Regions from separate parts of the Homo sapiens genome. Here region 1 is linked to region 2. A link is a contact called in ENCODE Hi-C or POLR2A ChIA-PET data. All regions are on one chromosome and are shown on one strand. Each heading gives the region's core, a stretch centred on a gene start or an enhancer-like site at or near the end of the contact. The rest is flanking DNA. Distances are from core to core; before and after follow the strand shown. Region 1 overlaps DLGAP4 (DLG associated protein 4). Region 2 holds the start of PHF20 (PHD finger protein 20).

Region 1 (4,756 bases), core at 425-2,924, 700 kb after region 2:
TGCCCCTAGGTTTTTAAACCAGCTCTCTAGAGGATGCTGGTGCTGAGAGCCTGTCGGCTGCAACCTGGGAAAAGCTGAACTGAGAGGACCCTGGTTTGCATGACAGCCTAGCTTGTTGCTGTGTGACCTTGGATTAGTCAGCTTTCTGTACCTCCGTTTTCCTCCCTATCAGATTGGGATGGAAATGAGAACTCGTGTAGTAACAGCCCCTCAATAAATGGCAGTCATCACCATCATCAGCTTTGTTTTGTGTGGGGATTGGTGGTTTTCAGAAGCAAGTCACCTTTCCCCTACTTGGTCCTGGCAGCAGGCACTGTCAAGTCAGACTGGGCCAGGGTGCAGGCTGTGGAATTGAACACCTGAGCAGGAATGAAGTCTAGTCCTTACAGGAATGTAATGAGGTTGATGAGGTGTGTGGTGTAAATCTCTCTCGGGTTCCCAGATTTCCCAGACCTGACTGTGGCTGCCTTTCCTCACTCAACCTGTGCTGGAATCAGCTGTGTTAACAGACAGACCCACCCATTCTTAGAAACCAAGGCTACCTTAAAGAGAAATACAAGCCACATTCTAGAGCTAAAACATGGCTGTTCCACAGCATGGAGGCAGGCCCAGGGACGGGTAGGGATGCCTAGGATCCCAGAGCAAGACTAGAGCCACATCTCTGCCTCCCTCCCCCGGGCTCCCTCGTCTCTGTACATCACTGGCCTGGAGCCCTGAGGTCTGGTTTGGCCAGTGAACAGTTTCCTCATGGGATAGGAGCAAGAGAAGTGGTCCCAAGTGGTCAAAGCGAGTCTCTCGCTCTTGCTCTCTCTCTCTCTCTCTCTGTCTCTCTCTCTCTCTCTCTGTCTCTCTCCTCTCTCTCTCTCTCTGTCTCTGTCTCTCTCTCTCTCTCTCTCCTCTCTCTCTCTCTCTCTCTCTCTCTCTCTCTCTCTCTCTCTCTCTCCCCCCCCCTTCTCTCGGCCCTGCCTTCCTAGCCCTGGGCCAGGCTCTGAGAGGATGGGGATTAATAGACAGACAAGGCGTCTCTGCCCTGAGGAACTTATGGTCTGACAAGAAGACAAGCCTACAATTATGAGAGACTGTGTGACACTCTGTAATTAAGCGTCTGCTGAGGAAAAGCATTGTCTGAGAAGGAAGAAGTGAGCATGAGCCAGAGGAAACAAGAGCCCTTTGAGGGGAGCTGGATTTGCAGAGGCAGAGGGTGGTGCCGACATTCCAGGGAGGTGGGTGCAGAGGGCATGGCTGGATGATAAGTGTGCATTTAGGGAAACAGCAGTATGCTAGTTTTGCTGAGGCATCAGGGCTCTGGCTGGAAAATCTGGGTGGAGCCAGGAGGTTGTAGGCAGTGTTAAACAGCTGAAAAGCAGAGGCACTGGGGAGGCATGGAAGGTTTTAGAGCAGAGGTAGCACAACTGGAAGACTTTCCAGAGGATGAATCAGGCTGGGTAAATTGGAATGAATAAAAATCACAACAGGGAGGAGGCTTTGCAGGCATCCAGATGACACAAGAGGGTGAGGTTTGGGTGGGGCCCATGGGAGTGGGAAGAGCCAATTGGGGTAGCAGAGGATGCTGTGCTCCCTTAGGAAAGCTTGGCCAGCGCTCTGATGGGCCAGAAGGGAAAATGTTGGGTGTTGCTGGTTTGGGGCAGGAAGTAGCAGTCTGAGCACATTTCTTGTACACCTGCTGTTTGCCTGGCTCTGCGCCAGGGGCTCCACAAGGGCGCTCATGAAATCTGTACAATAAGCCAGAGGCAGATGGACTTCCCATCCCTGTTTTGCAGATAAGGAAAAGGTAGCTCAGGCCCAAGGCCAACTGTCTCCAAACCGTGTCTCTTCCCACAGCTCAGCTCTGCTTCTTGGAAAGGGAACTCCTGCTTTTAGGGTCCCAAGGGGCTGAGCCTTCTTTCCCTTTAATTAGGAGCAAGCACATTTATCCTAAAAGCCCACAAATCTTGCTTTCTAAGGATCCTGAAGGTCAGGGTGCCAGTTTAGAATTCCTTAAAGGTGGAAGAGTCAGAGGAGCTAGGGACCCTCACACAAGCAGTTTTACACACTGGACTGTGAGAAGGTTCCGGAGTTGTGCTGTGTATATGTCCAGTCTGATAGTAGGCATGTCCACCACTGGGTCTGTTGGAATTCTCAGCCAGCCCCCACCAGAGAGGGGCCCAGCCAACGCAATCAGTCACCCACAAAGGCGGGAAGGGACTTGTCTCCAAGGTGCCTTGCACAGGAGAGCCAAGTGACGGAGGCTAGGACTCATTTCTCAGGCTGCAGCCAGGAATCCCCAGTGGGCAGAGGGAAAGGGAAGGGGACTAGTGCTTACACAGTGGCTACCATGGGAGGCAGCAGTGGTTGGTCCCAGTGTACAGCCAGGAAATTGATGGCTTGGCCGAGGCCTCCCAGCCAATCATTCTCTCTGTGTGCAGCCCACACTCCTCTGAACACAAACTTGGTCATGAGGCAGAGCAACCACATGGCAGGCACAGCCTCCAGGTGCCCCTCACCCTGCTGGTCCCTTGCCTCCAGCAAACACCCAGCATCTGTATGCCAGTTTGCTTTGGCAGATACTCTGAGCCCAGTGGTATGCAGGGTACAATTGTAACTGTAACCGTGTTCGTCATACCAAAATCTGGACAAAGGTTTTGAGAGATTTTTTGCTCCTTTGGAACAGAGGTGGCCTGAGAAATGCTATTTGGACTTTGGAACAGTGGACTAGAGTGACCTATGCTGTCCCTTTCCATTGTAGTAATTCATTTGATGACCATCTGGAGCCAGTTGCTTTCTCGTAAATTTGCTCATTCTCCCGTATATTCATTCTTTTTGTTTTGTTTCAGCACGTTGGTTCTGGATCTTTAATATTTGTTTAGTTTGTTTTGATTTGCAGAGCACTTTCATACACATTATCTCAGTAGATCTTTATCCAACTTTGGAAAGTATTACTATTCTTATCATCCTTGTTTTTCAGAAGAGGAAACTGAGGTTCACTGGTAGAAAGAGGCTTGACCAAGCTCACTGTGGCTGAGCTACTTATTCAATAAATATTTATTAAGTGCTGCTCTGTGCCTGGCAGTGAGCTGGCCCTGGGGAAACACTGACAGACAGAGCTGCCTTAAAGACTTAGTTTCTGACCTCCCAGAGTCTGCAGCAGCAGCACACCGAGATCTAGCCAGGATCCACCCCAGGCTCCTAACCTGCATCCTGGGCCCTCTCCACTTCAGGTCCCTGTAGTTTGGGCCTGTGGCTTAGGTCTAGACTGTTGCAGCCCGTGAGCCCTTATCCTGGAGCATCTTGGTATAAAGCAAGCCAAGGCATAAGTCTCTGCAAACCGAACTTCAAAAGTAACAAAAGAGGCTGGGCATGGTGGCTCACGCATGTAATCCCAGCACTTTGAGAGGCTGAGGCGGGCGGATCACCTGAGGTCAGGAGTTCGAGACCAGCCTGGCCAACATGGCAAAACCCAATCTCTACTAAAAATACAAAAATTAGCCGAGCGTGGTGGAACATGCCTGTAATCCCAGCTACTCAGGAGGCTGAGGCGGGAGAATTGCTTGAACCCGGGAGGTGGAGGTTGCAGTGAGCCGAGATCGCGCCATTGCACTCCAGCCTGGGCAACAGAGCAAGACTCTGTCTCAAAAAAAAAAAAAAAAAAGTAACAAAAGAGGTCTTCAGGAATGGCTTAATTATTAACAGGGTGAGGAAGGGCATCTCAGCAGAAGGCCATCTGCTCCTTCTCCCTGGGGGAACGTTGCCCAAGGGCTGCTTTACCTAAGATCCTTGTGTGAATTTTCTGCAGCCTCCAAATATTTGATTACACTCTGCACAGGTGTGGAGCTCTATGGCCATGTGCTGAGCTGGGGACCCTCCCCACCTCCTTTAATATTAAATGAGATGAAATAAAGTAAGGTCCTAGGATAGCAGGTCTGAAAAGGACTCTGGCCCAGCCCCTTCCTTTCCCATGAGTAGGAACTAAATCTCGGAGGAAAGGGACTTGCCAGGATCCCATACTGAGAGACCTTCCTTCCCCTTCCCCTCCCTTATCAGTTTCACTTAATTTCCCGTCCTTCCTGTAGGAACCCTCTCATCCCAGCTGTACATGGTCAGCATTCAAAGCCTTCTTCAAATCCTTCCTATGCCTCAAAGTCAAGTTTTCCCACAGTCTTCCCTGGCACTCTCCTCCACACCCCAGAGCCCCACAGTGTCCAGGCTTCCTCAGTCTACTCTCAGAGGCTGACTGCCTGTTCTGCAAGGCTAGACCAGCAGCCCTTGAGGAGACATTTCAAAATCTGTGTGCCTGGGTCCTGCCTCCCCTCCCAACCCAGGGAGTCTGATACCTGAGATCTAGGAAGAGGCATCTCTGGATACGTTTTGCTGGAGGTTTTTTTTGTGTGTAAAAGTTATATTTTTACTGAAAAAGCAATACATGTATGTTGGTTTAAAAAAATTCAAACTTGGTTAAAAAAAAAAAAAAAGCCCAATGAAAAATTAGTCCCTGTCCTACCCAGACACCTAATCACTGTGACGAGTCTTGAGGTTTCCTTATAGAAATACTCAGCATCACGTGCAGCTATTGTCAGTAACATCCCTTTTTATTACTTAGACAGTGGCATAGTCTCTCCCTACTTTTCTATACCTTGAATTTTTCATGTAAGTCTCTGTTGCAGGTTATTCTTGGTGGGCACATACAGGTTCATGGCCACCTTTGCTCCTGAGCATGTGGCTTTCCATTGACGGATAGACCACCAGTTGTTTGTCCTCT
Region 2 (4,649 bases), core at 1,051-3,550:
GGAAGGCCCTTCCTATATGTGAGCACTTACTTGACTGAGTGGCACTGATTCTCAAATTGCTGATTTTTTAAAAAGTATGAAATGTATCATGAATTTGCATGCTTATCCTTATGCAGGGGTCATGTGAATCTTTTCTGTATTGTTACAATTTTATTTTATTTTATTATTATTTTTTGAGATGGAATCTTGCTCTATCACCCAGGCTAGAGTGCAGTGGTGCTATCTCGGCTCACTGCAACCTCTGCCTCCAGGGTTCAAGTCATTCTCCTGCCTCAGCCTCTCAAGTAGCTGGGACTACAGGCATGCACCACCACACCTGGCTAATTTTTGCATTTTTAGTAGAGAGAGGGTTTCACCATGTTGGCCAGGCTGGTCTCGAACTCCTCACCTCAGGTAATCTGCCCGTCTTGGCCTCCCAAAGTGCTGGGATTACATGCGTGAGCCACCGCGCCCAGCCATGTTACAATTTTAATAGAATACATGTACTGCCCAAGCAAGTGTAGCTGAAGCTTTTGTCCCTGGTTCCACAGTGTCTCTACCTAAGGGCTGCTCTTTGCCCTGACTACCTCAACTGAGGCAATACCCTCCTTAGTTTCCAGCCCTGGTTTAAAAAGCACCCCTCAGGCTGGATTTGCTGGCTGAGGCCTGTAATTCCAGCATTTCTGGAGGCTGAGGCAGGAGGATCACTTGAGCCAAGGAGTTTGAGACCAGCCTGGTCAACAAAGTGAGACCCTGTCTCTAAAAAAAAAAAAAAAAAAACTCGGCCGGGCACGGTGGCTCACGCTTGTAATCGCAGTATTTTAGGAGGCCGAGGCGCGCGGATCATGAGGTCAGGAGTTCAAGACCAGCCTGGCCAAGATGGTGAAAACCCGTCTCTACTAAAAAAAATATAAAAAATTAGCTGGGCGTGGCGGCGTGCGCCTGTAATCCCAGCTACTTGGGAGGCTGAGGCAAAGAATTGCTTGAACCCGGGAGGCAGAGGTTGCAGTGAGCCAAGATCGCACCACTGCACTCCCGTCTGGGCTACAGAGCGAGACTCTATCTCAAAAAAAAAAAAAAAAAGTGGCCAAGTACGGTGTTAATTCCAGCACTCTGGGAGGCTGAGGTGGGTGGACTGCTTGAGCCCAGGAATTCAAGACCAGCCTGGGCAACATCGTGAAACTGCGTCTCTACAAAAAAATGCAAAAATTAGCCAGGTGCACACCTGTGGTTCCAGCTATCTGGGAGACTGAGGTGGGAGAATTGCTTGGGCCTAGGAGGTGGAGGTTATGAGGAGCCGAGACTGCGCCACTGCACTCCAGCCTGGGTGACACAGTGAGACCGTGTCTCAAAAAAAAAAAAAAATTAGCTAGGCATGGTGGCATGGGCCTGCAGTCCCAGCTACTCAGAAGGTTGAGCTGGGACCACAGGTGCGCACGTTCACGCCTGGCTAATTGTTGTATTTCTTGGAGAGACGGGGGTCTAGCTATGTTGCCCAGGCTGGTCTCGAACTCCTGAGCTCAAGTGATCTACCCACCTCAGCCTCTCATAGTGTTGGGATTACAGGCGTGAGCCACTGCTCCTGGTCTCATATTCTTTTGGGGTGGCTTCAACTCCGACCTTCGTCCCCAGAGAAAATACAGCTCCTTATCCTTAGCAGCAATTGGAAACCTTTCTAGGAGTTAATGATAAAGTGGGGGAGAAATGAGTGCAAAGGCTCTGAGATGAGAAGAACCTGGATTGTTAGCGGAGTTGAAGGACACTGAGAATGTGGGGGAGCTGGATTCGTGAGGATAAGAAAGCAGCAGGTCAGGTCCAGACTTTGAAGAGCCTGGTAGATAGTCTAGGTGAAGAGTTAGATCTTAATCCGGAGTAGGGAGGGAAACGAGCTTTGAGCAGGGGATGGCGTTTTGAAAAGACCTCTCTGCCGGTGTACGAAGAATGGATTAGAACGGCGAAGAGTAATAGGGTGGAAACCATCTTCATCTTGGAGAGAGATGGTGGTCGCTTCGATGGAGAAATGGGAAGCTTTGAGACGCATTTAGGTGGCAAAATTAACGGGTGATGGATAGCGTCCATTCCCCGGCTTCGGTGATCTCAGTGATTACGAGTGAGTGGGGACTTCGTGTTCCTGCTAGGGCGCGGGCCTGTTTCCCGCGCGTCAGGGTAGTGGGCGTGGCCTGCGCAGGCCGTTGCCACAGTGATCGGGCAGACGGGGCAGGGGGCGGGGCAGCTGGGACCTTACGTCACTCGGTGGTGGCGATGATGCGTGTGTGTGGGGGGCGGGGCATACGCTGGGCGCGTCCCGGGGGTCACGTGGTGCAGAGCACGCAGAGTCCTTCTGTCGGTTGGTCCTGGAGCGGCGCAGCCGGAGTGGGGCCGTGAGGTGAGCTCGCGGCCAGGCGAAGCCGGCCGGCCGGGCCGGGTTGGGCCGGGCCCGCGCTGCGCGCGCGCCGTGCGGGCGGGGACGGCGACGGACGCCACCGCTGCTTCGGTCCCCTGCCCGGCCCCGCTCCCCGCCTGGCCCCGCTCGCCCAGCCTGGAGGGAGGCCCTGGGACTGCTGCTGAGAGCGTGGCGGGCGTGCGAGCGGTGCCCAATCCCCGGGGCTACCCGCAAGAGTGGCGGCGGCTGCCGCCAATCAGCGCCGCCCGAGGGGGCTGGGCCGTGGGGTGCGGGCCCGGGGCGCGGAGCGGGCCGTGTTGGGGGTGCGGGTAAGCCCTAGGGCCCGAGCCTGAGCTGTGTGGGCACCTAGAGCCTCATCAGCAGCCTCTGCTATTGCCTTGCGCTTTGGGAATATGTTTTTTAAAATTGGCTTTTTTTATCCTATTCTGGGGAGCACATTCCTTTCTCAAGACCCCAAATATGGGAGTGTCCCTTTTCTCTATAGTTTTGAAAACTGGGCGGCACACCCCCTTTCTTAAGCTCTAGCTCTGGAATTTTATCTAAATTTCTAAAAGCCCTCCCCCCCCCAAATTTAGGGCGTACCCTCTTCCGTCAGCCCCCAAAGTGGGAGCACATTCCTTTTTTCGGGCCTCCAATTTGATTCTGCATTTCCGTTCCAATTTAGAGGTTCACCCTGTTATCGGGTCCTCAGATCTGGGGTCCATTAGCTAAAGTTTTGGGATACTTTCTTGTATCCCCTCTACTCCAAGGAAGAATTCCCCTTTTCCAGGTCCCAAATCTGACAGCATGCCTTCTGGAATTTCTTACATTTAGGGGCCACTTCCTTTCCTCAGCCCTTCAAACCTGAGGTTGGGCCGAAAACAATGTCCAAATTTTGAAGTTTATGGGTACTTATTTCCAGTTTCACAAATAAGGGAATTCACTGCCTTCTCCCGAGACTGTATTATTGGGGTTACACACTTTTCACGTGTTCCCCAAATCAAACTACCTTATTTCCTGAAGGAGACTCATTTTCATATCTGGGAGTATATTTGTTTCTTGTGCCCCCCAAATGTACGAGGTGAACCCCTTTTAGTTATACAACTCTCAGAGTGCAGCCACTTTCCAGATGCTTCTTAAATTTGGGGGGCACACCTTTTTGTGAGTCCTCTCATTTCCAGGTGGCGAGTGGTCTGTGGTTTTGAGCATGCCTTCCTACCCTGTTTAGCTTTTCTGTCATCCAAGACATTTTCATTCCTCAGTTTCCTTCCCTTTTTGGAGCCACACTCCCCTTGAGGTGCTTTCCCCAGTCTGGTCAGTGCACCCATTTCCTCTTCCTCTGGCGAGTGCGTATCTTTGTTCAGCACGGCACTTTTCTCTGTGCTTCTGCGGGCTTTTCTTCTGAGCACACTTCCCAGAGTCACACCTCCTGAATTCTCCTCTCCTCCCAGGGAAGGATTCCTCTCCTAAAGGGCTACCAGCACATTGTTTTTGATAGGCCTATCTTTTATCTTTCCGCTAGCAGGATCTCTTCTCTCTTGGCTTGCCCAATCCCCAAACATTTTTCTGGTTTCTGTCTTTCTTTGGAATTGTTCTGTTTACCTAGTGGCTATAAAGATTTTCCTTGTGCTGGAGGTGGCCTCAAGTCTAGGACTGCCTGGGCCCCCAGCGCTGGATTCAAAGTGGAAACCATTTCTTTGGTTAATCACAGGACTCTGAATCCTCCTGGTGGTTTACTTCTAGAAGACCTAAGATTCTGTTTAGGTGCATACTGTTTTCTCCTTTGCTTTATCTCCTTGTGCTGGAAAACAAAAACAAACAAAACTCTCAGATTTTTCCAGCACTGCTTCTAGCCCATAAACTTCTTCCCTATATTGGCTTTCTTACTATCTTTTATGAAGAAAAGATGTCGTTTGGAGGAATCCCTTGGATACTCTTTTTGTTCTTGTCCCTGGGGTGTCGGTGGGGAAATGGATATTTTTCTCTCCCAATCATCCTCTTGTCAATCTTCTTTTTTTTTTTTTGAGACAGAGTCTCGCTCTGTCGCCCAGGCTGGAGTGCAGTGGCGCGATCTCGGCTCAGTGCAAGCTCCGCCTCCCGGGTTCACGACATTCTCCTGCCTCAGCCTCCCGAGCAGCTGGGACTACAGGCACCCACCACACCGCGCCCGTCTAATTTTTTTGTTTTTAGTAGAGACGGGGTTTCACTGTGGTCTCGATCTCCTGACCTCGTGATCCACCCGCCTCCGCCTCCCAAAGTGCTGGGATTACAGGCGTGAGCCACCAAG

What was found. Hi-C counts contacts between places; a loop is a spot of excess contacts on that map. ChIA-PET counts read pairs that join two places held with the same protein, here RNA polymerase II (POLR2A). Pooled maps may share reads with other maps.
Region 1: a pooled map shows a loop between it and region 2 (5-fold over the local background). The contact joins the enhancer-like site here to the promoter of PHF20 in region 2. A Hi-C loop is called at or near these places in 2 of 37 single-sample maps with no recorded cell type and 15 of 50 pooled maps. POLR2A ChIA-PET finds 5 or more read pairs at or near these places in 1 of 52 experiments (GM12878).

Annotation. Positions count from the first base shown.
Region 1 is chr20:36,466,122-36,470,877 of GRCh38, forward strand. All of the region lies in intron 7 of DLGAP4 (DLG associated protein 4), which reads left to right. Among named protein-coding and RNA genes, the nearest start is that of MYL9, 73 kb to the right of the region's middle. RefSeq lists an enhancer at 1,514-1,563. Within about 2 kb of position 1,675, at least 27 of the 41 ENCODE cell types and tissues checked have a DNase peak (open chromatin) inside an H3K27ac peak, as active enhancers do; they include GM12878, where a contact is called at or near this core.
Region 2 is chr20:35,769,715-35,774,363 of GRCh38, forward strand. PHF20 (PHD finger protein 20) reads left to right here and starts at 2,301. Exons shown (of 18, transcript NM_016436.5): 1 at 2,301-2,365. It also overlaps the pseudogene LOC124904972. RefSeq lists silencers at 2,369-2,748, 3,753-4,047.